5 separate regions of the Homo sapiens genome follow, and all the other regions are linked to region 4. A link is a loop called in an ENCODE intact Hi-C map of the cell type or tissue named here. Cell type or tissue: dorsolateral prefrontal cortex. All regions are shown on one strand.

The links. Hi-C counts contacts between places; a loop is a spot of excess contacts. Peaks named below come from ENCODE experiments on the same cell type or tissue, not always from the same donor. Only the 100,000 strongest peaks of a DNase experiment are listed, where the experiment ranks them.
Region 1: it touches region 4 in a loop (9-fold over the local background); 70 of 110 quality-filtered maps call a loop at or near these places.
Region 2: it touches region 4 in a loop (4-fold over the local background); 9 of 110 quality-filtered maps call a loop at or near these places.
Region 3: a loop joins it to region 4, with 4 times the contacts of the local background. A loop is called at or near these places in 55 of 110 quality-filtered maps.
Region 5: it touches region 4 in a loop (9-fold over the local background); 55 of 110 quality-filtered maps call a loop at or near these places.

The regions. Positions count from the first base shown.
Region 1 is chr11:133,832,732-133,837,731 of GRCh38, forward strand. It overlaps a transcript of SPATA19 not described here. Among named protein-coding and RNA genes, the nearest start is that of SPATA19, 10 kb to the right of the region's middle. In dorsolateral prefrontal cortex, a CTCF peak has its summit at 2,635 (motif pointing left); a DNase peak (open chromatin) is centred at 2,610; H3K27ac peaks cover 474 bases.
Region 2 is chr11:133,812,937-133,817,936 of GRCh38, forward strand. No RefSeq gene overlaps it. Among named protein-coding and RNA genes, the nearest start is that of LINC02743, 5.1 kb to the left of the region's middle. In dorsolateral prefrontal cortex, no CTCF peak of the experiment used is centred here; DNase peaks (open chromatin) are centred at 2,945 and 3,415; H3K27ac peaks cover 1,202 bases.
Region 3 is chr11:133,161,409-133,166,408 of GRCh38, forward strand. The region is part of intron 1 of OPCML (opioid binding protein/cell adhesion molecule like); the gene reads right to left. Among named protein-coding and RNA genes, the nearest start is that of OPCML-IT1, 200 kb to the right of the region's middle. In dorsolateral prefrontal cortex, a CTCF peak has its summit at 2,232 (motif pointing left); a DNase peak (open chromatin) is centred at 3,794; H3K27ac peaks cover 654 bases.
Region 4 is chr11:133,081,005-133,086,004 of GRCh38, forward strand. All of the region lies in intron 1 of OPCML (opioid binding protein/cell adhesion molecule like), which reads right to left. Among named protein-coding and RNA genes, the nearest start is that of OPCML-IT1, 280 kb to the right of the region's middle. RefSeq lists a silencer at 1,809-2,168. In dorsolateral prefrontal cortex, CTCF peaks have their summits at 1,972 (motif pointing right) and 2,173; a DNase peak (open chromatin) is centred at 1,997; H3K4me3 peaks cover 857 bases; H3K27ac peaks cover 728 bases; H3K27me3 peaks cover 1,220 bases.
Region 5 is chr11:133,154,539-133,159,538 of GRCh38, forward strand. The region is part of intron 1 of OPCML (opioid binding protein/cell adhesion molecule like); the gene reads right to left. Among named protein-coding and RNA genes, the nearest start is that of OPCML-IT1, 210 kb to the right of the region's middle. In dorsolateral prefrontal cortex, a CTCF peak has its summit at 2,831 (motif pointing left); a DNase peak (open chromatin) is centred at 2,792; H3K4me3 peaks cover 749 bases; H3K27ac peaks cover 1,035 bases; H3K27me3 peaks cover 1,172 bases.

The DNA of each region.
Region 1 (5,000 bases), 750 kb after region 4:
GGCAGCTGCGGGTGTGGACTTTCTGCACTCACCGCCCGCCCCGCGAAGTCCTGCCCTGTCCTCCCCACCGCGATCAAACCCACCGGTTGGGGACCTTCGGGCTGCGGACCTTGTTGTGGTCCAGAGGCCCAGAGAATAAGCTCGAAGGAGGCTGACGGGGGAGGGCAGTGGCTCCGGGAGCGAGCGGGGACGGGCGCTGGGCTGGGAGGGGGACGCGGGGCTGCGGGGGATGCGAGGCTGGGGGGAGGAGCTGGGAGAGGAGCCTGGGACTGCGGGGAGGGGCGGCGGGAGGAGCCCGGGGCCACAGTCAGGGGAGCCTCGCGGGCGAGGAGGGGGAGGGGGAGGGGGATGGAGGGTGCGGGGGTGAGGGAGGGGCGCGGGGTAGGGGGTTCAGGGGTGCGGGGGTGGGGGAAGGGGTGGGGACCCCGAGCCGCCCGGTGCCCCGCTCCGGTTCCGGCTGGTTGCGGCGAAGTTTCCCAACTCGCCGAGAGCAGCTGCTGCCTTCTCTTGCGTTTGTTTTTCCCCTCTCGGGATGGAAAATGAATTTCGAGCATCGCTGCGGAGCCTGCCAAGTAATTGGAAAACATGTCGAACACTGCGTCTGGCTGCCGGGCGGAGGCGGGGTGGCCTCCCCGGTCGAGGTTCCCGGTCCCTCAGGGCAGGGTGGTGCCGCGCCCTCCCCAGGCCGGCCCGCGAAGGGAGAAGCCGCAGAAGCCTCTGGGCGTCGGGCCGGGGGTCCCTCGGGCCCGTGGATGACGTGGGTCAGTGGCCGAGCGCTGCAAGCCGTCGCACGGTCGCCTGGTGGTGCGGGCGCCTCGCCCGCCCTGGCCGCTGAGCCCCGAGAGGGTCTGGGCTCCCGTGGGCCACCCCACTCCGCGGCCGCGCGGCGCCCTGATCGCGCGTCTCAGGCCCCGCTGGAACCCGGGGCCTCCCTGCCCGCTCCACTCCTTCCCGCGGCGCACCCCCGCCCTCCGCCTGCCCCTGCCCTGCTGGCCCCCCGCCAGGCAGCCTCTCCCGCATCGGAGACCACCCGCCCGGTTTTCATGTCCCGGTTTGGCTGGGTGTCTAAACTCCGCCTCTCGGGATGGGACAGAGCCCCACCCCACCTCGCAGTGGACACCCCAGGACAGTGGCTTGGTCTTCACAACACTGGGTGCGGTTCATGGAGCAGCACCTCGCATTGCTCCCTGCAGTGACCCACGCAGGAGGCCGCCTGCCCTGGTGGACGTGGGCACACCCTCCCTGTCTCTCTGGTGTTCCCGAGCTTGACTCTGCCTGGACGAGTCTGTCTCACATGAGACCCCCCTGTCTCTGTCCAGAATTAACAAGGTCCTATTAGGAAGTGACCTGCAAGACAGAGACAGGCCAGCACCGCACATTGCCACCCCCACCAAGCAGTCCCTTGATAGACCTCCACCTGCGGCCTCCTGGACTGGCTTCCCGCCCACCTGCCACCCCCAGCTCTCACCTCTCCCCTCAAAGGATCCATGACCACAAAGCCTTGATTAGTTCTTTCAGCTCCATTTAACTACACAAATGGCTTGGTCACAGCTGACTGGTCCCAAATTTGCCAGTGATTTTCTTTTAATTTACCGTAGCTCAGTCCCCCTGTAATACAGGTAGAGGAGGCATATTTGTTCCCAAACTCCCCTCCTGGGGTTAATCATGCACAGAACAAAACTCCATTTGAGCCACTTAATGATTTCATTTCCACCCTAGGTTTGATGGAGCTGCGGCTATAATACTAATATGGGTCCCTCTCTCCCCAAACTCCAGATGCGCGCGAGAGACAGACAGTGGGAGCCTGTGGGTGACTCAGCCATTCCTGTCCGGCTGCTGCCCTCCAGCCCCTTCTGCAAGCCGTGTGTTCCCCCTCTTTTCCTGGGCCCATCTTCTCTCCCCTGGGAAGCCAGACCTGACCAGCGTGGTGCTCTTCCATGCTTCCTCCCCCGGGTCCTCTGCCAGTTTCATGGGGTTATTTTGCACCCACCTGTCACCTCTCAGCACCTGACCCACCTCCCAGCCTCTTCTCCTGCCATTCCTCCCACCACACCCCCACCCACCATACCGGCATTCCAGACATTCAGACAGCCAGGCCCAGTTCCCTAACCCTCCTCCATCCTTGCGACATGGACTGGACTTTCCCTTTGCCTGGAGGACCTCTCCTTGGTTGTCAGAGCCTGGCGAAAGCCTCTAAAACTCTGCTTAAGCATCACTGCCTCTGGGAATCAGCTGACAATTTTTCTCTCAAGCAGAGAAAACCACTCCCTTCTGTGCTCTACCATTTATACCCTTTTGGCTTATTTTCACACAATATTTCATTATTTGTTTGCAGTCAGCCCTTCTACCCATTTGAGCTCCTTGAGAACATAACAGAACATTCACCTGGGTATCCTCACACAGCACGGGCCCAGTGCTGGGCATAAATGCTCCACAAATGTTCTTGGAAAGAATAGGTGCTATGTGGTTCAGGCAGGTGGATGTGAACTGTATTCATAACAACACGAAGACACTCAGAGGTGCTCCATCTTCAGAGGCTTCCCAAACGGTGCTAAAATCTCTACTGGCCCAGCCTGCAGGAGCTGACTCAAAGGGAAGGCCAGGTCACCGTCAGGAAATGTGGTTTTTGTGTGGAAACGTCACCATCTGGTGGTTTCTAGTGAAACAGCTTCTCAGCTGCAATAGTGGAGAGAGAGGGCTTCCTCCCTTTGCTTGCTTCCCAGGGCCACTAAGTTCAGAGAAAGGTGCTCCCTGCAGCAGCACCATGGGCTCTGGCAAGCCAAGCACCGCTCCCTGCCTTCCCAAGAAACCTGAGTGAGCGTTTGGAAGGGCACAGCCCCCTCAGGGCTCTGAGGAAGGCCGGCTTACCTCCTCTCCACCCCTCTCCTCCGCTGACATCCAGGCTGCAGCTATTCTCGAGCAGGCAGGACCCCCTTTCCAGCAGCCTGGGCTTGTGCCACTTCTCTGCCTTCAGTGTTCTCCAAGCTTCCCCTGGACCCAGGCCCTGTGTGTCCATCACCACTGGGATATCTGATGGGGACCCAGACTCAGGACCCAAGTTGAACTGATTTCCTCAACTTAGGCCCACCTACCTGAGCTAATGGCAGCACCATCCCCCAACTGTGCCCCCAGGACCTTTCTTCTCCCCCACTCCAGGAGCCATGTATCGCCAGATCGCCGCTCCCATCTCACACGAACCTGCCACTGCCCAGTGGATCCTTCCTGGGCTCTCTGCCGCCGTCCTTTGGCACAGCCTGTCTCCACGTGTAAAATCACTTCCTGCTTTAACATTCCTGCACATCCTGTTTCCTGTCTCTGCTGGGATAAGGCAGGATCCTTAACCAGGTCTCCACTTGCCACATGGCCCAACCGGCCTCTTGACAGCCTCCCCCATGCCCCCTCTCACTCCCTCTCTCCCATCTAGCCAGAATAGGTTTTTGGTGTGTCCATGAAGCCAGACTTCTCTCCCCTCTCAGAGCCCTCTCACTTGCTGCTGCCCAGGGCTGGCTGCTCTCCTGCCCCTCTGCCTGGTTACCTCCTACTCATCCTCTACTCCCTCGCCCTACCTTACTGGAGCATGCAGGCAAAGGGAGGCTGGGAGGGAAAGGTGGTGGGGAGAGAAAGTCCAGGTGTCCTGGCCCCTAGGAAGAGTGGGGCAGGGGAGGAACCTTAGCCTCTCTCCCTTCCTTGTGCAGTGTCTGGCAGGTAAAGCTCACCACCAACAACAACCGAATTGATCCTTCACCCAGCTCTGCTGGAGAGGGCAGGGGTTAAGGACACTGGCTCTGGCATGAGACCATTTGGATTCAAACTCTGGCTATGCCATTTCATGGCTGGATGACATCAGGAAAGCTATTTAGCCTCTCTGGACTGACTGTCCCTCATCTGTAAAATGGGGATGACGATTTTAAAATAGAAATCTAGGTTCTCTTCTCTGAGTAAGGCAAGTTCCCATTATATGTAAGACTTCACCTTTCAAGTAGTTATGAAAATTGTGACTCACAACTAATGAGTTTGTGTAAAATTCATCTGCCTCATCAAAATGAAAGTTCTACCAGGGCAGGGACCAGGTGGGTCTTATTTATTGCTGTATTCCCAGGGCTGGTCTGGGGTGCACACACAGCATAACAAAGTGGTCAAGAAAGCCAGGCTGGGGTTCTAGCACTCTCCAGTCACCAAAGTGACTCTGGTCAAGGTACTTAACCTACGTGTTGTGTTATCTCCTCTCTAATAATAATACTAATATCTATGCCAAAGCCTGCTTGGCTTAGTGCTTGGATACATTTCAAGTCCTTGGATAGGACCAGGCATATAGAAAGTGCTCAGCGAACATCAGTGGTCATTCTCGTGGACACTCAATAAATACTTCAATAAGACTTCCGGGTTCTAGTTTGATATTTAAAGAGCTTGGAAGTCATCACTCTCATCCTAACAATAAGAACTGAATAAATTGAAAATCAACAACTCTTCTTAAATCCCTCAGAGAACTGAGCTCAGAAGGCAAACCACTGACCTGAAGACTGGAAAGGCAGAAAGTTGGATACAGAGACTCACAACTTACTGGACAGAAGACCAGGCACACAAAATTCCACAGGAAACAGTGCTGGGCAGGAAAACCTAAACTACCTAAACTGTAACTGACAAATTGCTGGAGGCTAAGTGTGGACAATGTTGACTATTAAAAAGTCCAGGGCCCAGTCATTGGGGGGATCCCCACACTTTCATGAGTTTTGCCTTTAGGAGCTCTACTAGCTCCTCACAATGAAAAGAGAAGGGGAAAGTAGCCATTTTTAAATATGTCCAGAGCATTCTGTTCTCCTTAACAAGAGCCCACCCTCAAGGGAAACTATTTTGCCAGGGCCAAGCCAGCCTGGGAGAAGGGGAATACCCAACTCCAGACCCTCCCCTCTAGCCTTCCTGTCTTTCCTAAGGTCAATGAGGGGGGAAGCTGAGAATCACACAGAAAGGTCACAGCCCAGAGGGAAAGGCTCACTAAACAC
Region 2 (5,000 bases), 730 kb after region 4:
GCTGAACTGTGGTAGAATACAGGGACAGAGGGCCACTGAATGAGGCTCACAGCTGGTGCAGAATGGGAAACCCAAGGCCCCTCTACAAGGGGAGACATGCCCACGTGAAAGCCTGCCAACCAGAAATCTGCCAACTGTTTTTCAATTTGTTTTGTGTTCCTCAGTTTCCTTTTCAGGTAGGTCATATATTTAAAAACTGATTTTCATTTGGGAGGCGGAGGCTGGCGGATCATGAGGTCAGGAGTTTGAGACCAGCCTGGCGAATATAATGACATGCTGTCTCTACTAAAAATACAAAAATTAGCCAGGTGTGGTGGCCATGCCTGTAGTCCCAGCTACTCAGGAGGCTGAGGCAGAAGAATCACTTGAACCTGGGAGGCTGAGGTTGCAGTGAGCCTAGATCATGTCACTGCACTCCAGCCTGGTGACAGAGCGAGACTCCATCTAAAAAAAAAAAAAAAAAAAAAAAAAAATCCCTGACTTTCAACTCACAAAAAACATTAAAAAGTGGACAAAGGACATGAACAGACACTTCTCAAAAAAAGACATACAAGCAGCAAACATATGAAAAAACGCTCAGCATCACTGATCATCAGAGAAATGCAAATGAAAACCACGGTGAGACACCATCTCACACCAGTCACAATTACTATTATTAAAAAGTCAAAAAATAACAGATGCTGGCAAAGTTGTGGAGAAAAGAAAACGTTTGTACACTACTGGTGGGAATGCAAATTAGTTCCGCCCCTGTGGAAAGCAGTTTGGAGATTTCTCAAAGAACTAAACATAGAATTACCCTTTTACCCAGCAATCACATTACTGGGTATATACCCCCCGAAAAAAATTAAGCATTCTACCAAAAAGACACATGCACTCATATGTTCCTCACAATACTGTTCACAACAGCAAAGACAAGGAATCAACCTAAGCACCCATCAGTGGTGGATTGGATAAAGAAAATGTGGTACACATACACCATGGAATACTATGCAGCCATAACAAAGAATGAAATCATGTCCTTTGCAGCAACATGGATGCAGCTGGAGGCCGTTGTCTTAAGCAAATTAATGCAGAAACAGAAAACCAAATACCACATGTTCTCACTTGTAAGTGGGAGCTAGACACTGGGGACTCATGGACATAAAGATGGAAACAGTAGACAGTAGGAGCTACTAGAGGAGGGGGAAGGGAGAAAGGCAACGGTTGAAAAACTCCCTCTTGGGTGCTATGCTCAGTACCTGGGCGAACGGTTCTGTTGTACCCTAAACATCAGCATCACATAATATACCCTTGTAACAAACCTGCACATGTACCCCCAAATCTATAATATAAAAGAAACCTGATTTTTTTCGGATTACTAAAGCAATATAAGCAATATACATTCTCAGCAAAAAGGAAAAATTAAATACCAATTACCTATACTCTCCTCCAGCTCCTGAGATAACCCTTGTTTATATGTTGGTGTCTACTCTACATTTCTTATATATCTATATAATAATTATGGTCACAAGTTCAAAATCATAATGTACAATCTATTTGTAACCTCTTTCCACCCAAAATATCATGATCACTCTTCTTTGTTGCTTGTGTCTCAATCAACACTTATTTATGATAAATGAAACTCACTAAAACTAGATTCGGCCAGAGGGAATCCATCAGATGACTCAGGAACCTCACAGAACCCAAGAAACGACAGCTGGGACACAGGCTAGCACTGGGACGCCTCCCTGACACCCCAGGGCATGGCGTCCTCTCACTCTATCTGCTCAGCAGTGCCATCTCTGCAGCCCAGGCCCCTGCTTCTGTGTGTAGCAGCAGGCAGCGGCTGCATAGCCCACCAGATCCACTGGGCTTATCTCATCCTAAATGCAAAACACCAGCCTGCTAAACTCCCAATTCCAAATGCCCAAGGTCCGTAATCCGGCTGGCTTGGTTTGTCATCTCTACATCCTTGAAGTAATCAGCCATGGCTGGCGGGAGTGGGAGAGGCAGGGAATTGGTGTGCCAGGCCATTAGAGAAGTGGACTCACTTACAAATGTTATTTACTATTCCTTCAAAGGATATGCCAGGAAAACAGCTTGTATTAGTCAGGGTAGACTAACTGCTATTTACAGAAACCCCAAAGGCTTATTTCTTGCTCGTATCCCAGTCTACTGTGGACCAGTAGGGATGATTAGGAGCAGGTGTGGGGGTCAGGAGGGTCTGGGCTCCTTCCATCCCTGGCTCCCCTATCTTGTAGGGTCTTAGAGTCCTCTAGTGGACCTTTTGAACTCAAAAACTTAATCATGTCTGATCCATTTGCTTCCAGGCAGCTCCATTTGCAAAGCAAACACTCTCAAGATTCTTTCCTAGACATAATTCTAAGATGTGCTTGATTTCGTTGTCTCCTCCCTTACCTCCCACCTCTCTTGTTCTCAGCGGCTGTCTTGAGACTATGTGGAACAGTAGGCTTGAATGGGACAGCTGCATCCCAGTCTAACCTTCTGCTACAGGATTAAATCACTTTCTTCAATCGAAACATGTTATTGGGTCTCTGTCTCAATGCTTCTCAATCCCATCCCTTACTGTTAAGGAAGCAGCCAGCTTTTCCAACCCCTCTGGGGCAGACTGGATTTTCCCAAAACGGGCCATGGCCATAACAATCTTGCCAACGCCACGTGTTCTCCCAGAGCCTTGACACTCAGCCCACCATGAGGTGGAGCGTGATTCCCCTTGCTCTGCATATGGGCTGACCTTAGTGACTTGGTAATAACAACTGACATCAGGCAGAGGTGACACCACCTGACTGCCGAGACCAGGTGGTAAAGTGATAGAACTTCTGCCTGGCAACCCAGCCACCACGCTGTGAGGAAATTCAAATGAACCCACATGGGGAGACCAAAGGGAGAAGTCTATGTGGACAGGCACTGAGTCTCCAGGCAACAGCCAGAATCAGCTGCCAAACACACGAGTGAACCAGCCTTCTGATAATTCCAGTCACCAGCTTCAAGTCTTCCAGCAGAGCCCCAAACATTGTGCAGCGGGGACAAGATGTCCCTGCTGTGTCCTGCTGGAATTTCTGATGCACAGATGCCAGGAGTGTAAGAAATGGCTTATGCACTAAGTTTTAGGGTAATTTGTTACACAGCAATAATAGTTGGAACATGTTTGAGGCACCACACTTTTGCATTCTTCTTACTCCCTTTTTATATTACTTTTAAATCAGCTCATTATTTCCTAACTTCCTTCTTCTTGTGATACTTTGCCAAAGGCAGACAATAGAAGCCCACCACACATAAATATACACACACTGCTAATGTTCTATTTTCTAAACACTTCCCCTAGTGCTAAAATCTCAGGCACATGGTCTCCCTTCCAGATCATCACTGTGAAGTTCTACCAAACACTTTGCCACAACAACACAGGGCTTGACAGCCTTCCAGCCTCCTGGATGTGTCTCCTCACCACCCACAGCCTGACTATTAAGCCAATATCCCATGTTTTAGGCATTTCTATTATGGAAGCACCCACTTCTGGCATCAATATCTATATTATTCTGGGGAGACTAACTCCGGTAGCTAAGAATCCCATCATTCAATGGCTTAACACTATAGAGTCTTGTGGTCATTCATATTGTGATCCCACACGTGTGGGAGGGTCACAGCTCCCACACAGATGTCTTCTGTCTGGCTGATTCTCCATCACCAGCGCTCAGCAGCCTCCCCTGGGTCTTGTGCATCCTGCCAGTGTGGAGGATCACATGGTCAGTGCCTGGAAGTAGCACGCCTTACCTCAACCCACATTTCACTGGCCGCAACTCAGTCCTGTGGCCCCACACAACTATAAGGAAGGCTTATGTCAGCTGTGCCCCTGGGAAGAAGAAATGAGTTTATGAGCATCTAGCCATCACACTTCCACACTGCCCAAAGCAAGGCTGAAAGTCCAGTCACAGTAATATCACGCTATGTCTCTTCCCTAACTGTCCCCGTCCCAGAGTCCCTGCTCTGTGGGAGCCAGGCCTTCCCAGCAGCTCATTCCTAGGGTCTTGCTCAGGCTTGTCTAGATACTACTACAGTGGTATGCAGAATAGTGTACCAGCAGAGACAGCCACGTGCAAACCCCCAGACTCTGTGCATAGGTCACCTAGCATGGCAAAAGGGACTTTGAAGCTGTAAGTAAGGTTAAGCACTTTGAGTTATCCTGGGCTGTCCAGATGGGCTCTGTCTAATGACATGAGTCCTTAAAAGCAGAGAAACCCTTCCCGGCTGTGGTCACAAAGGAAGATGTGGTCAGAGAGATGCAAGGTTGCCAGCTTTGAAGACAGAAGAAGTGGGCCATGAGCTGAAGAACTCCAGAAGCTGGAAAGGGCAAGTGAATGCAGAAAGTGAATCCAGAGTGGAACACAGCCCTGCTGACACCTTGACCTTAGCTCAGCTGGACTTCCAACCTACAAAACTGTCTGATGATAGGTTTGTGTTTTAAGACCTCAGTTTGTGATCATTTGTCATGGCGGCAATAGAAAACTAATACAGCCAATGACTGCTCTTGGCGATAAATTCTGAGCCCCACACTTCAACAACAGAGAGCCCAGGGCCCCAGTAGGAATATACCTCATGTTCACAAACTAGCTTCTGCCAGACTGTGGCTGCCTTCTCCACACCCACGGCTCCACCCCTGTTCTCCTTACTCCCCTGCACCCAAAGCCCTGAGACTCAGGCCACCAGCCCTAAGGAGGCACTCTGGGCCACCCAGTCAGCACATGCTTGTCTCAGAGCCCTTCCCTGCTAAGCTTGGCCTCCGGCAGAGCAGCAAGACCGGAGGCCAGCCAGGGACAGCGTGTGCTCTGCCCAGAGGCCCTAAACCCAGAGTCGGCAGACCCAGCTGCACAAAGACAGAGGGATACACTGGTGTGTCCTACACGTGACCATGGGAGACACGGCTCTGGGCAGTGCTGGTCAAAATATGACAATGTGGCCACCATTCTCCCTACCACCCTCAACAACTCCCCTCAAGAAAGGGG
Region 3 (5,000 bases), 80 kb after region 4:
AGGTAGACAAGCGTGAGGAAGGTGTTCTAAGAACTGAGTAATAGCATGGACAGGAGCGTGGGATTTAAAGCTGTGAGTGGCAGCTGGCAGAAAGATAGTCTATTTGCAGGGATAAGTGAGGCTGGCAGGACAGCTTAGGGAACAGTTACAGAGGATCCCGAAGAGTTCTGTCAGCTGGCCGATATTGAGGTTCACCACATAATGGAAACAGTGCTTAGCATTTCCCATAACTCACATCAAATGGAGAAGTTTGAAATATATACTGTATTGTAATTTGATTATTAACTGAGGAAATGTATGTGTATATGTATATATAATCTTGAGTGGGATATACTTGTTTGTATCTCCTACCCTCAAGAAACACAATTCTACGCATATCTTGGGATTTCAATGCATCTATAACCAAGTATATGAATAATATTTTGACACAGAAGAAAACAATGCTGAAAAACAGCACAACCAAAACCATTTTCAAAACCCAGCACAGTGCCTGCCTCCCGGTACCCTCCAGTGACACTTTCCTTGCTAGATCAGGGATAACCACAACAAGTAACAGGTAAGAGAGGCAGTCTCTGTCTTTTTTTTTTTTTTTTTTTTTTTTTGTATAAAATGATGCTACATAGATCTTTTGTATTGACCACTTCCTCAACCACTGAAAGGAGGGACAGGGATTTTCTTTTTCTTCCAATTTGAACACTACTCAGTTCACTATCAACCATGCCTAGATCTTGGCAGGGCAGGGGTAAGGGAAAGTGCATGCAAATTGTCTACACTGCAGAAAAGATGAGAAAGAGAGGGAGAGAAAGAACTCTCACTAAAGGGGTGTGATGGCCTCACAGGCCATGAAATGGGCGATATCCTTTGAGACGTGCAGGACAAGGCCCAGAAGCAACAAGAAGGCACTCTCAGGGCTGGTGAGCAGGCAGCGGACTTTGCCCTCCACGTGCCCCAGAATTTTGCTGTGCGGTTTCATTAACATGAAGATAAAATGGAACGTGGCTGAGTTACAGCAACTCTAGCTCATGTTTGCTTAAAAAGAAAATAAAGTTCTGTATCTCAATCCATCTTGCTTTGGCTGGGGGGCCGGCCAGGTTCCCGTCATGTCAGTGCTGGCAGTGCAGGGAGAGAGGGTGTGGATCTGGGACTGCCGCTGCCGGCTTGTTTAGAAACATACACACTGCCGGCCACATCAACCCGATTTGGTGGTAAACAGGGGTGCCGTTCATCATGACAGTGTCCTCATGCAAGAAACTTTGCAGTTACAGCCACGAGGGAAGAAAGGAAAAGGGTCCCTGTTTGTGTCAGCCGGAAAGATAGCAGAGGCTAGCGTGTTTCCCCTTCTGCTACGGGCTTCAGCTGCTCCATGCATACACGGTTGTTTCCTTACCAGAAATCCCAGATGAATCTATTTCACCAGTATGCCTACTGAAAACCAAGAAATCCTTCATAGTAGCGAAACGAGTGTTTCAGACTCAGAAAAAAGAAAGCCAGAGTTTGAATCTTGACGCTGCTAGTAACCAGCCTTGCGGTTTTGACCTTGCCACCTTGGGCCTCTGCTTACAGTGTATGAAATGATAAGAAAGGCTCTCCTAAGGCACGACGTCATTACAAAGATGCAATGATAACATAGGTAGTGTGTCTGAAAACTTTTTAGAAATCACTTTCCCACTGTGAGATGACATTGGTGCAGTTAAACTTTATTTATTTGTGTGCCAGGTCTTAATATGTTTCTTGTGTTTCCGTTTCTCTTACGAGCCTTGCCACTCTCATTATTTCAGATGCTAGGCAAGCTGGACAGAAGCTGAGCATTCTCTAATTTGGGGGCAGCATGTTACACCACAGCACGTGTTCCTGCATGACTGGTTTATAAAACATTCCGAGACTCTGTGGAAGTGTTTGCTGTGACGACCTTAGGACAAAAATTGCATAGATAGAAAATGTAATAAATCTGAAAGTTTAATCCTGGAGCACATACCAGGAAAATATGAGGCAGTGCTCAAGAGTGAAAATTGTTCTCTCACCCATCCCATGAAGAAAGCAAAGGCTCATTCCTACCAGACAGGAAGGGGCATGTTCATAGACGTTTAAAAGGCAGGAGTCATTCAGGAATAATAGTTTGTTTGAAAGTTACAGACCACTGCAATACCTCTTGAATGAATTTCTTCCTGACAATCTCAGTATATGGTGTATACCACAGCCTCTTCTCCGTCTTTCTGGCTGTCTGGACAGCACCCTCTAGTGGTTCCTTTTTCTCCAAACATTTCAGTGTGAGTGTTGCAGGAAGGACTAATTTCAGAATGCTCTCCCACCCACTTTTTAACTTTAGCAGTGCAAAGAGGTGTTCCTGTCTCCTTTAATTCCGCTATAATTATACTGGACAGAGAAATAGCAGCTGCGGTTCAAATGAGTAGGCGCCATTACTCCCTCCCAAATTTCATTTTACTTTTGCTCACACAGCAACCCCAACCAGACTTTCATTAGAAATCTCTCATACGGCTTTTGACTTAGTGTTTCTGTGTTATGTGGATAAATTCTCTCCTGTTAATGAACTGAATGAGATTGTCCCTCCCCCTCTACCAATAAGGGGTTGACGTCTTACACGCAACATTTCTACTTAAAATAGAGCAGCCATTCTGCCTATTTCACAAAGGGCAGGGCTTTGAAGCCACCCACGGCATGAGCTAACTTGCTCCTGTATTAAGTGACCTTATACCAAGTCACTTTTAAAAAGTTGCTCGGATCAGAGCAGCCACAGTGCAGTGCCCTCGAGTTCCCCTTGCCTGCAGCTTCTGTGCCTCAGATGGTAAGTGGCAGAAAGACAAGTGGCTCTGGGCAAGTAACAGACCCTCTGAGCCTTGTTTCCCAACACACCCACCCTTTCCTTATCTGTAGAATGGAAACTATGATGCCTCTCTTGCGGGGTCAGTATGAGTACTAACTTAGTGCCTGGAACTGGGGCCATCAACAAATGTTTCTCAAATGAATGAATAAATGTTCTTGGTAATGTTTTGGGCACCTTGTCAGTGCTTTGAAAAGCCAGCTGGTACTCTTACCCTGGGAAAATGTCCAAGGCCATGAGATGGGAAAGAGCTTCGAGTCAGAATGATAGATTCAGGTGCCATCACTCGAGACCGCAGGTAAGAGGATTCATTTCTCTAAGCCTCATTTGAATAACGAGGACAATTCCTTCCTTGTAATTATGTAGGGATGACAGACATTAAGGCACAGAGCCCAGGAGCTGGTATGCAGTCAGTGCTCTATAAATGTTATCTCCTGTTCAATTTATTCCTCAATAATTCCAGGTGTAAGTTAAAGGCGCTCTCCTAGACCCAAAGTCAGTAAAAGCAAGAGAATTATTCTTCTGCCTTCCCTGTACTGAGGGGATTGTATATTTCACCAGGATTAGGATCCCTTGCCTTACATAAAACATTGACATAGAATTCCAAACCAAACTGCATCCTCTGGAACTCTGAGTCCATTTGCTTCCGATGAAACTGTCCCTGAGGGGAGAAAAGAGTCTTTCAAATGCTTATTAGAATAGCTGGAAAAGCTCCTTGGATGCCTAATGTTCTTAAACAGCATTTTAATGATTTAAGGGTAAATGAACTAGAAACCCATGGATTTCATTTCCCTTGAAATACATATACATTTAAAAATTAAGGGGGAAGGTACTCAGAGCAAAACATATTTGTGATTTGGTCACAGCCAGAGCACTTACAGTGAGCCGAGCCACAGTCCAGCAAGCTGCCGCGCAGCCGCATGGCCTCAGCTCTCTGCTGGGCTTTGCAGAGGCTTGGTGTAGGCAGATGGTCTGTCTCTCCAGTCGCACTGGGACGAGGGTTTTCCTGTGCCAAAGCTGAGGTGCTGAGGCTGTGCAGAAAGGCCTTCTGCAGGGTCACGCTTGCTCAGACCCAGGGACTCAGGTATACAGGGTCTGGAAGGGCCCCTCCCCTTCATCCAGAAAACTCTGCACCTTGGCTGCAGCAGGAGCCTCCTGGAGACCCTCCCTGGCCAGGGACCCTTGTTTCAACGAAGGGTTCCTTTTCCCTGGGCCTGGACAACCCAGCTCCTCTGGGTTTGCAGAGGAACTCATTCCCTCTTTGTCTGTAAGCCTAGGGCCTTGATACTTCCCAAGTTTTCAAATATTTTATATTTTCTCCTAGTTAAAGGTCAATTGGAATAAATTTCCTCCAAGTTCTTATCCAATTAACATAATGGTCTTTTCCCCGAGGGTGGAGGCTGTGCCCTCAGCTTTTTGTTTCCTGTGTTTTACGTTTGTTTTGTCACACAGCATCAAGCAAAAGGAGACCCAAGCTGTGCGCTGGCAGGCCCTCTCTCCTCCCCAGGCTCTTGATTACTGGTCTATTCTTGAAGCTCACTTCACGTGTTTTCTCCAGGATGCTTTTTGACAACTCCAGACCACCCTGGTCCCTGGACCCTGAAATCCCACACAAGAAGAATCTGACCTAGGACACCACAACCGCAGAATACCTCAATAAAAGCAATTGAAGACTCAGTGGGATCCAGCTGTAAGGCCAGCGGATGCCTCGGTGATGAAGACAATGCCTCTTCATCTTGAAAGACTTAGCGAATGCCTATTCTGTGTCAACTACTATTCCACAAACTCCATATTCACCCATTCACTCACTCACTGGATTCATTAATTGTCAGATGCTGTGTTAGTCACTTTTATATGAAAGTCACTCTGTTCTTTTAACCAGCAGTAACTAAGCTTGCTTTGGGGAAAAAAATATAAAAACATTAAGGAATGACCAATGCCTACAAGATCCTCACAGTTCAGTAGAAGAGTCAGTGCTCTAAATAAATTCTTAATAGTAACTAGCATTTCTATAGTAATTCCTAGGTGCTAGGAGCTGTTATATGTCCCTTACATGCACTAGTTCATTTACTCCATGCAATAGCCAGGTAGTAGTAAGTGCTATTAATATCCACATATTCTAAATGACGGAACTGTGACATAAAGATGAGATGATCTGCTC
Region 4 (5,000 bases):
TGGTGAGAGGACCAGTTTCAACATTATATCCACAAACATAAATTGGAAGTGTTAGAATTGGAAGGACCCGAAGCCGAGATAATCAATGTAGCTATTCCTTGTAGGACACTCCTGCAGCATCCCAGTGTGCTCCTGACTTCAGGGTGACAGGCGCATCTGATGTCCCTGGTGGAGAGGGGAGGTATACCCATCCCTTATATTTACAGGACTTGGTGCTTCCATCTGGAGGGTTAGGGCTCTTTGAACAGTTAATTCTCCGTTTCCTTTGGGATGTCAGCCCCGTTGGTACCACCTAGCAGACATCTCTGAGGATGCGGCATCCTGCTGATCATTTAAGTGAACGCCTCCTCCACTAGATCACAGATTCCGCAACTTAGGAACTGAGGCTGATGATTCTCTGCTTTCCCAATTCGTAACCCAGTGTGTGCTACAAAGCACAAGCTCAACGAATATGTAAGGAATTCGCAAGTGGCTGAGCGAATGAATGAAGCGCTCTTACACAGGACTGTATTTGGTGTTCACAGCTCGTCTTTTGTTTTCCACATCCTGAGCTGGAGTAGATTGACTTCTCTTCTTGAGATGACAGACGGAGGCTTCTATCACATTCTCCCTTTGGATAAGCCCAATAGTGTATTAAATGCACTCCTGCTCTAGGGGGATCCTGCTACTGGACCTAAGCACCTCCTCTTAACCCCAGGGGGAGGCTTTGTGGGGTACATCAATGGTACTCATCACCCAATCCAGAATCTCCTTCTAGAAGGAGAAACTGAGGCCACAGTAAACATCCAGCCCCCGCCGTTCGAATGGCAGGTGAAGCGCTGGCAGCGCCCCTCCCCGCCCCTCTCCGCATACAGCCCCCACCCTTCTCAGCAGCCTTCAGCCGCCAGCGTGTGCTGTGAGGCCCTTTCTCTTCCAGGCATCTGTCCCTTGCATCCCAACGGGAGCGCGGTCCCCTGGGAGGCGTCCCTCAGCAGCCCCGGGAAGTTCTGTCCCTGCTCCCGAGTGTGCCCAGAGTCCTGCCGTTTCCTTCTAGCGCGCGTTCTTTACTGGCGCCATTCCTGCTGCTAAGAGCCCTGAGACGGCCGGGGGTGACCCGGGCCCAGAGCAGCTCCCGGCTCAGGGACCCCTCCCCAGGCCAAGGGCAGGACAAGCCCGGGCCTGGGCCTCCGCCTCGGCTCCCCTCCAGCCTCTAGAGGAGCCCCGCGTCCGCACGACCCGGGGTCCTGGGCCACTCCGGGAGCCCCTGGAAGCCACCAGCTCCCGCGCTGGAGTCTTGGGGCCTTGGGTAGGCGAGCCGGGCTCCACCCGGCTGGGGCAAAGGGAAGGCCGGGTCTGCCCAAGGCAGAGGACCCGCTGCGCCGTCCCCTCCCCACCCTCCCCTCTTCCCCTCCCCCGCACCCCTCCTCTCCTCCCTATCCTCCCCCCTCCCCATCCTTTCTCTTCCCCTCCTCCCCATCCTCCCCATCCTCCCCTCCCCACGCTCCCCTCTTCCCTTCCCCACCTGCCACCCTCCCCTCCTCCCCTCCTCATCCTCTCCTCCCCCTCGCCCATCCCCCTTCCCCTCCTCTCCTCCTCATCCTCTCCTCCCCCTCGCCCATCCCCCTTTCCCCTCTTACTACCCCCGCCCCACCCCGTTCTGCGCCGAGTGGCACAGCCCTCGGCACGGCACGGCCCTGTCAGCTACGAAGCCGGGCGAGGGGCTCAAGGCCCCTCTGGAGACCGCTTCTCCCCCGCGGCCCGTCCCGCCGCTGCGGACCCCATGCGCGGCCTCCCCGCCCCGGCGCCTGGGCCTCCTCGCGGCCCGGGCGGGGCCCACCAACCCGGAGAGGTCGCCAGCCTGCAGGGTGCCGGGGGCCCCTCCGAGCCGACCTCGTCCCAGGCAGACGCGCTGCCCGGAGACCGCCGCAAGGGGGCGCCAGGGGCCGGGGCGGACGTCGCGCCAGTGCCTCGCCGGGACCGCACCTCGTCCGCGCGGCCGCCAGAGGGCGCCCGTCAGCGCCGGAGCCCGCGGCGGACGCCCCAGCCGAGCCCAGCCACTGCCTGGTGGAGCCACAGGGCACCCGCCCGGAAACACCGCCTGCGCCCCGACGGCACCCGTGTGCGCACCACACTCACATCACACACACCACGCACACACACGCACACACACACACGCACACACCCCGCCGAGCGGGCCGCACAGTCACTGGGGCGCCGCTCGCTTTGCTGCCTTTCCCGCGGGTGCACTGAGCGGCGGGAGCGGGAGCCGCGGGCTTTGCCTGAGCCGGGCGCGCGCTGTGGTCTCACTCCCAGACCCGACCCCTCTGAGCTGCCCCTCTCCGAGGCCCCGCGACCGCATGCGTGTGTGCTCCCACTGCCCCAGCCTGAGTCCCGGATACTGGTGCCCCTGTCTCGGGTCGCTGGCTGCGGAGAGGGCTGGCCTGAGGGAGCCAACCCCACCCCACCCCAGCCTGGGAAGGGCCAGAGAGGGGCCAGGCAGGGCCCCGGAAGGCTCGGCCCATGCATCCAGCGTGCCTGCTCCCAGGAATTGCACCTGGATTGTTCCAGCCATTGAGTGGATAAATCCACATCTCAAAGCTGGATTCAGTTGCATGTTCGCCACTTGCAATGGAAAGAGACCTGGCACTCCATTCATACTGGAACAGTTATCTTGGGTTTGGAGTATTCTGCAGGATATTCCTTTGGAACACGGCCTCGCCACTGGGGAGAGACCACATCTCCAATAACGGGAGGCCCATGTGGAATGCCAGATGCCCTCCAGACCAGCCCAGGATCCCACATGGGCTGTGAGCGCGAGGACAGGAAGGATTCGCTGCACGGAAGGTTGCGGAATGACGGGATGATGAACTTGGTAGATGTCCCAATCCTAAATGTTCTCTCTTTGAATTCTTACTGTGTGAAAAATTCATTTGGCAATTAATCATATACAGCCTTGTGACATCTTTTCTGTTATTGTCTGGAATTGTTATTTCAATCCTTTGTTACTAATTGACTTTTTGCATGCTCCCGCCTCGTCTCCCTAACTAGATGGCAAATTCTTTGAGAGCAGAGACCTCTCTTGACATTTTTTTTTTAACTGGCAAGCGGAGACTGTATTGTGCATTGTACCTACCCACAGAAAAGATCTGTAGGGCAGGCCTTATTGGTTTCATTTTATAAATTAGGAAAGTAACTAATGGTAATAGCTCCTCCAGGAACAAACAACTAGTAAGTGGCAGAACCAGCATTCATACCTTGGCAGTTCTCCAAAGCCCACCCCCCAGACACCTGCACAGGGCCTTGCACACCCTGCGCACTCCATAAACATCATTTGGTTCTTATCATTCTCAACCATCAATGTTTTAAGAAGGCTAATTAACATCCGATGAAGGTCAATTTTCAAATTCAAGTTTCGTTGTTTAGTTTCCCAGAAAGAGGTGTTAAGCTTCAGCTGAGAGATTCAGCTTCCACAAAGAAAACTTCATACCAGGGAGGCAAATATTGACGCAGGCATCTCTTGAGGGTGTCTAAGTTTGAAAACAAAGCACTTCCTCCTTTAAAATGAAATTGAAGGATATTCGGCTTGGCTTGGAAGCCAATCTGGGGTCAGGCAGCACATCACTGGGAGGCGTATTGGGGCGCTCCAGGCAGTCGGACAGATAGGGCCTGGCCTGATCAGAGAGGTCTGGCCCCAAGCCCAGCTCTCTTGCTCAGCCTCATGGGGTCTCCATGTCCTTCTGCACTGCGAGTATGAGATCACCTGTTATATCTGTGGTTTTTATAATGTAACTCCCATCATTTCTATTTAAAACCTTGCCATTTTTTTTTACTTAGAACTCAAACTCAAATTCAAGCATGAGTGAGCATCTACCATACAATATAGATTTATTATAAGAACCATGATATAAAAATACTGACATCAAAAGCCTCCACCATATTGTTCATCTGTTCAAAGTCCGACTCTGCTTTCATTACCTACCAAATAAAGATTAAACCATGTATTATGTCACTCAAGGACTGAAATATCTCATTCCTACTTACTTTTCTAAGTTTATCTCCTTCACTTTCCGTTTATGTAAAATCCAGCTAAATGGACTCCTTTATTTAATGTTGAAGTTCATCCTTCCATTTAGATCCCACTTCCTTCATGCCTTTGCCTGGAAAAATATATTTATGTCTTCACTGATTCATACAACCCAGTGCATTTCATGAGTAGCTGCCTACTATGTGCCAGACATGGGGCTCCACAGTAGAACTACAGATCTGCCTGGGATTGACAGAGTTCACACCCTGTGTTCAAACGCTTCTCTTTCATGAAGTTTCCCCTCATTACCTTCCATACACAATACCTCCTTTCTGTCTCTGCCACAGCCATGTTACACACAGCTCTGTGTTTTAATTAGCTGTGTGCATGCCATTCCCCACACCAGACACTAAGCTCTTTGAGATCAATGGTGGTGTTTTCTTTATCTTTAAAGAGGATCCCTTTGGTACCCAGCACATAGAGCAAAAACTATTTGTTGAATTGATTTGAAAGAGCTTTCAATGCATTTGGCAAGACAAACCTTACCTAGCAATTAACTAAGAAGGCAGTGGTGTAGCCTGATGAATGTAATTTATATTCTCATACAATAAAGTACCAAGGCATATGTTATTGATGAGAAAGGAGTGCTATGTAACAGAATGTTACATGAATTAAAGATCTTACAGACCAAAAGAAGGTAAAAGTACATGTGCACCTCAAAGACAAGTCGGAATTTTGACGAAGGTCTAAATAGGCATTCTAGGTTGGAAAGAACTAGAAGAGAAGAGAGACTTCTTGGGTTCTAGTGTATATCTGATCTGAGAATGAATTATAAAAGTAGAAGGCAATCTAGGAGATCATGCGTATGTTAAATCTGCAGTAGCCAAGTCATCTCTGGAAGCTAGTTGAATTGTTTAATTAACCTGTCGGTTCATCTAATATCTAACTCGGCTCCTTCCTGCTGCAGTTGAAATCCTTCTTTGCTTTATTCCATCCT
Region 5 (5,000 bases), 74 kb after region 4:
AATTATCAGCATTAAAAAATAATAATAATAAAAAAGAATAGAAGTAAAAAAAAACAGTATCTTAACAAGCTGCCTGAAAATTACAGAGGAACACCACTTATTAGGAAAACAATTCAAGCCCATTCGAGGGAAAATACTATCAAAATATGTCATGAGCAGTTGAGGGGACATTGGGAAGTGAGAAAGAGTTCAGACTGAGAGGTGGCCAATAGAAGGAGAAGGAAAAAAGAGGAGGGAATGTGAAGCCTGAGAAAGGAAGAATAGCGAGGAGGATAGTAAAATGCTGAGCTTTGCAAAGATGAGAATCAAAGTTTCTGTGAACGGAAGACACGGCTCTGCATTGCCTTGAATTGCAATTTTTCTTATCTCAGAGAACTTTGCACCAGAACCGTTGCTTGTGTCTTTCCAGAAGAGTGATACAAGATGGGATTAGAGTGCAACCTGTTTATCCTATTCCTGGGTTAGTGTAGATTGCTGAGGATTTCCACAGGAGGCACACTCTGAGTATGTACTTGAGGGGAAATTCACCTCTTATGCTACTGGGAAGGTCTCTTAATGCCAGAGCAGAGAACTGGAGGAGGAGGAGGAAATACTTGCTAGTGAAAACCAACAGTCTGTGAGAGGAGGGACTCTTTACTTGCCTCCATCCCTGCTTTCATTTTACTGTCTTGAATGCATCACCTTTTCTCCTTTGACAGAGAAATGTTATGAAAGAGTGGTCTACATTTGGAGTTCTCTTTTCTCACCTCCCTGTACCCTTCATTCCGTCTATCATCTGCCTTCTGCTTCTACTGTAATATTGAATCTGTCGAGCTCTGAAGAGCTCTAGTTTGTAAATTTCAAAAGATCATTTTTCACCACCCGTCTCCTTCTTAGGGATCATTCTGACCACTCTGTCCTCCAAACACTTTCCTACCTTGGCTTCCGTGAAACCAGCTCCTGCAGTTTCTCCACCTTTTTGGCCATATCCTTCCTTTCATCTTTCCTGGGCTTCTACAATTCCTTGCATGCAAAGGCCCCCAAGCCTCCTTACTTCACCCGCATACCCAGCCCACACCCTCAGATTAACTATGCCGAGCAGGCTACTATATATAATCTATACATCTATATGTCTATATCCATATCTACATGCAGGCCAGAACTCTTTTCTGAACTCAAATTTATTCAACTGCCTACTTGACATCTCCGCAGATTTAAATTTACACCTACATCTCCTCTCTGAATGCCTGCTCCTGGCTCATTCCTCCTCCTCCAGTCCCCATTTTGGACACAGCTTTCCATCTACCCACTTTCCAGAATCAGAATCCTGGGGACCATCCCTGCTCACCTCTTCCTCTCACCACCCATATCCAAACTATTAAAAGATCCTGACCTTTGTACCTACTGAGTATCTCTCAAATCACCCTCTTCTCTAGTCCTGTGTCTTTTTGCAAGGTCGGGATCTTATTTCTTATTTAACCCATCGGAGAGCAAGACACTCTGCCACCAGTATTCATTTCTCACCAGTCCATTGTCTTTGCCGTTAACGAATCTTTATGAAAGGCTAATCAGATCTTATCACTCCCCTCCTTACACAATTTTTAAAGTCATCCTTTGATCTTGAGGATGAAATCCCAATTTCTTAGCATGGTAAACAGAGCTCCCATTTTTATACGATCCTTATCTAATCCCCACCCTCTTACAACATGCTATAGAATGACTGCCCCCTGCTTACTCAACATGTTACCTGGACCCTTCACCCTGCCTATCTTATTTCAAGATCCTAGCAGCCACCTGGAGGCACAGATTTCTACGGGGTTTTTCTTCTCTATCTAGCCAACTCTTCCTCAGCCTAGGTGACTCAGTTTTACCGCCACTGTCTGTGGGGAGGGCGAGCCCCTTCCTGACCCTTCTCTATGTTCCCAGAATTCCCAGAACCTACGCCAAGAGACCAGCCAGCTGAGCACATGCATTCCAGTCATCTCTATTTGCTCCTCTCATCAGGCCTCTAGGCTGAGACTTTCTGGGGAGCAAGAGCCATGTTTCTGCATCACCCCTTAGTGGAGAATCCTCCTCATAATAGGAGCTAATGAAAAGTTGTTGAGTTGTTCATAAAATAAAAGTAATATGTAACAATTTACCACAAGGCTACCTATAAAGAATTATGAAGAAAATCCAATGTTTATTGCAAAGGATGTCTATTAAATGGTGTCCCTTGGGTAAATGTCTATTTGGAATCCCCACAACAGAAAATCTACTTCTAACTAAAATTAAAAATAACACCAAGCAAGCAGAACAAAAAGTAGAGTTTCGTTTTGTTGTTGCTGTAAATGAATTGCCTGAAAACCTGAGTAAGACACCTAAGAGTTTCTCTCTTGCTGGAGCTGGACTAAGAACACCTGGAAACCCTGCCTCTCAAACCCCCTCAGCAGCACTCACAGCAGCCTGTTCCCTGCTCACCCCACACGTTTCAGCTCATGAAACCACTTAAGAAATGCATCCTTACAGCCACGGAGATACGAGATGCTGGGCTCCGGCTACATTTGCACATTTGCATTCTGCTTATCAGGTCACCCAATGGCAAAATCTTCAGAGGGAGCCGGCAATTTCTCCCTCATACTGAAGCTAATGAGCAAAATAGCTCTTGCTGAAGGACAAGAAAAAGTCGGCGCGCACACGGTGTACTGCGGGCACCACGGGCAGGCTGTCATCATTATGAAAAACCATCACAAGACCTTACAAATTAAAAGCTGCGGATAAAACTTTTGCCCTATCGAGTTTGTAAGGAAGCATCTCGCTGTTCATCAGGTCCAGGCAGCTGCAGTCGGAGCTCTCCCAGAATGCTAGCAGGGCTGGGCTGCCTCCTGCAGGCTCCCAGAGGGGACACAACGTCAGCTGTCAATTTCTAAGCAAAGGGAGATTGTTTTATACCCATTTTGGGCTCTCTCTTCATATCCAGGCTTGACTCACAGAGTTGACTTTTATTACCAGGTTAATCACCAGCAAGCTTAGCTGAGGAGTTATCAGCAATGCCCATCCTTCCGCTTTTTCTCAGCTCCCCTCTCTGCCACCCCATCTCCTTGGTTAGCAGCTTCCTGGGCTTCTGCTTTGCATCTTTCCAACTAGCTCACGGAGGGATAAAGGAAGCTCATTTCAGAACCAGTCATCAACTCCCCCTTTGGATCAAACTGCAAGTGAAAATTGTACCCATCTGTCTAAACAACTCAAGGAAAATGGGACCTAAATTGTCCAATTTTGGTGTGTCCACCTAGCCTGCTAATTTAATTTTACTTTCCAAAAATCTGAGACCCCATACTACCTCCTCTTCTGCGTTGATGCAAGAAAATGAGCAAAGAAAAAATGCACATCTCCAAAAACATATCATTCTGCTTGCCCCGGGGGGCACTGGTTATACAAGAGGCTGCATCTCTGGGATCTGTATTCAGGTCTCTGGTGAGGGCCAGCAGGAAGTGCAGAGCCACAGAAAATTGAAAAATAATAGGGGAAAGGAGAAACAAACATTTCAGCTTTGTCTTCAATGTGCATTTGGAACTTGGCTCTGGAAAAAGATAAGGGTGGAGAGATGCATTTCCCAGCAGTGGCAGGTGCTTGGCTCTATTTGGGGCTTTACCGACAGGGGCTGGATTGTTGGACTTTTGCGTTCTACGCACTCAGTTCTAGAAGGTGTGGCAAGTCCCTTCCCGTACCGATTCCTGAAATGAAGTCCTCTTCCCCATACCCAAAGATGGTTTGTGTTTCCGAACAAAATATAATGAGAGGCTTAGTTGAGAAACCCAAAACAAAGCAATAATCTCATCAAGTAAATGATAATTATAAGGAAGGTGTCAAGAATACAAATACTATATTCCTATCTCAGATTCATTTCTAAAAATAAGATCCAGGGCCAGGCATGGTGGCTCACGCCTGTAATACCAGCACTTTGGGAGGCTGAGGCGGGAGGATCACGAGGTCAAGAGATAGAGACCATCCTGGCCAACATGGTGAAACCCCATCTCTACTAAAAATACAAAAATTAGTCAGGCATGGTGGCGGGCGCCTGTAGTCCCAGCTACTCAGGAGGCTGAGGCAGGAGAATCACTTGAACCTGGGAGGTGGAGGTTGCAGTGAGCCAAGATCACGCCACTGCACTCCAGCCTGGTGACAGAGTGAGACTCTGTCTAAAAATAAAATTAAAAAAATAAAATAAAATAAAATAAAATAAAATAAAATAAAATAAAATGAAAATTAAAAAAAATTTCTAGGAGGTATGAAAGCCCCTCATTAGAAAGGGGAAGGAAATCCTGAAGAACCCCTCTCAGGGAGGGCTGACTGCTTTCCTCCTGTCTGGAGGGGGCCATTCGTACCACCAGCGAGGGCAGAAATGTGGTCAACAGCCTATCTCCCATAGTTGATTTGAACCAGGCAAAACAGTGACACCGATGAATTGCACACTCAGGTGGCATGTTCCCTTCATCACAGGCTTGTTAATAAGATGAGTGAAATCACTCTCCAGTTCCTGAAATGATTTGGGAAGTCTTTCCTGCCTTTTCTTCTCTCTTCTGCAAAGCACTCCCAAGCTAATGGAAAGTGAAATAAGGTGGTTTGCTGATCCTGAGTGAGACTGATAAGATGCGGGGTTTTTAGAAATCTTCACGACCTAGGCATCTGAAAACATGTTAGCCCATTCTCTGCATCCCGACAAGCATTTCTGAATGGGATGCTTCATTCCCATGAGGGCTCTGCCCTGGGTTCTGGCTCCTGTGGAAAGGGAGAGGTCAGAGGTCCCTGGGGCACGATGTATGCCTCAGTCAGGACAGGTTCAGTTATGATCCGACAACAAGTGGCCCTAAATGTTAGAGGCAGTGGCAAGAAGCTATGTGCTTCTCACTCACAAGGACACATTCTTCTGTCCCACAGGGTATTTGCTCTGCACCAAGACTGACAGAGGGGCCACTAAATGGCAGATTGTCAATCTCACATTAGAGGGAAGACAGGGATGCAGTGAATAATAAAATTTCTGC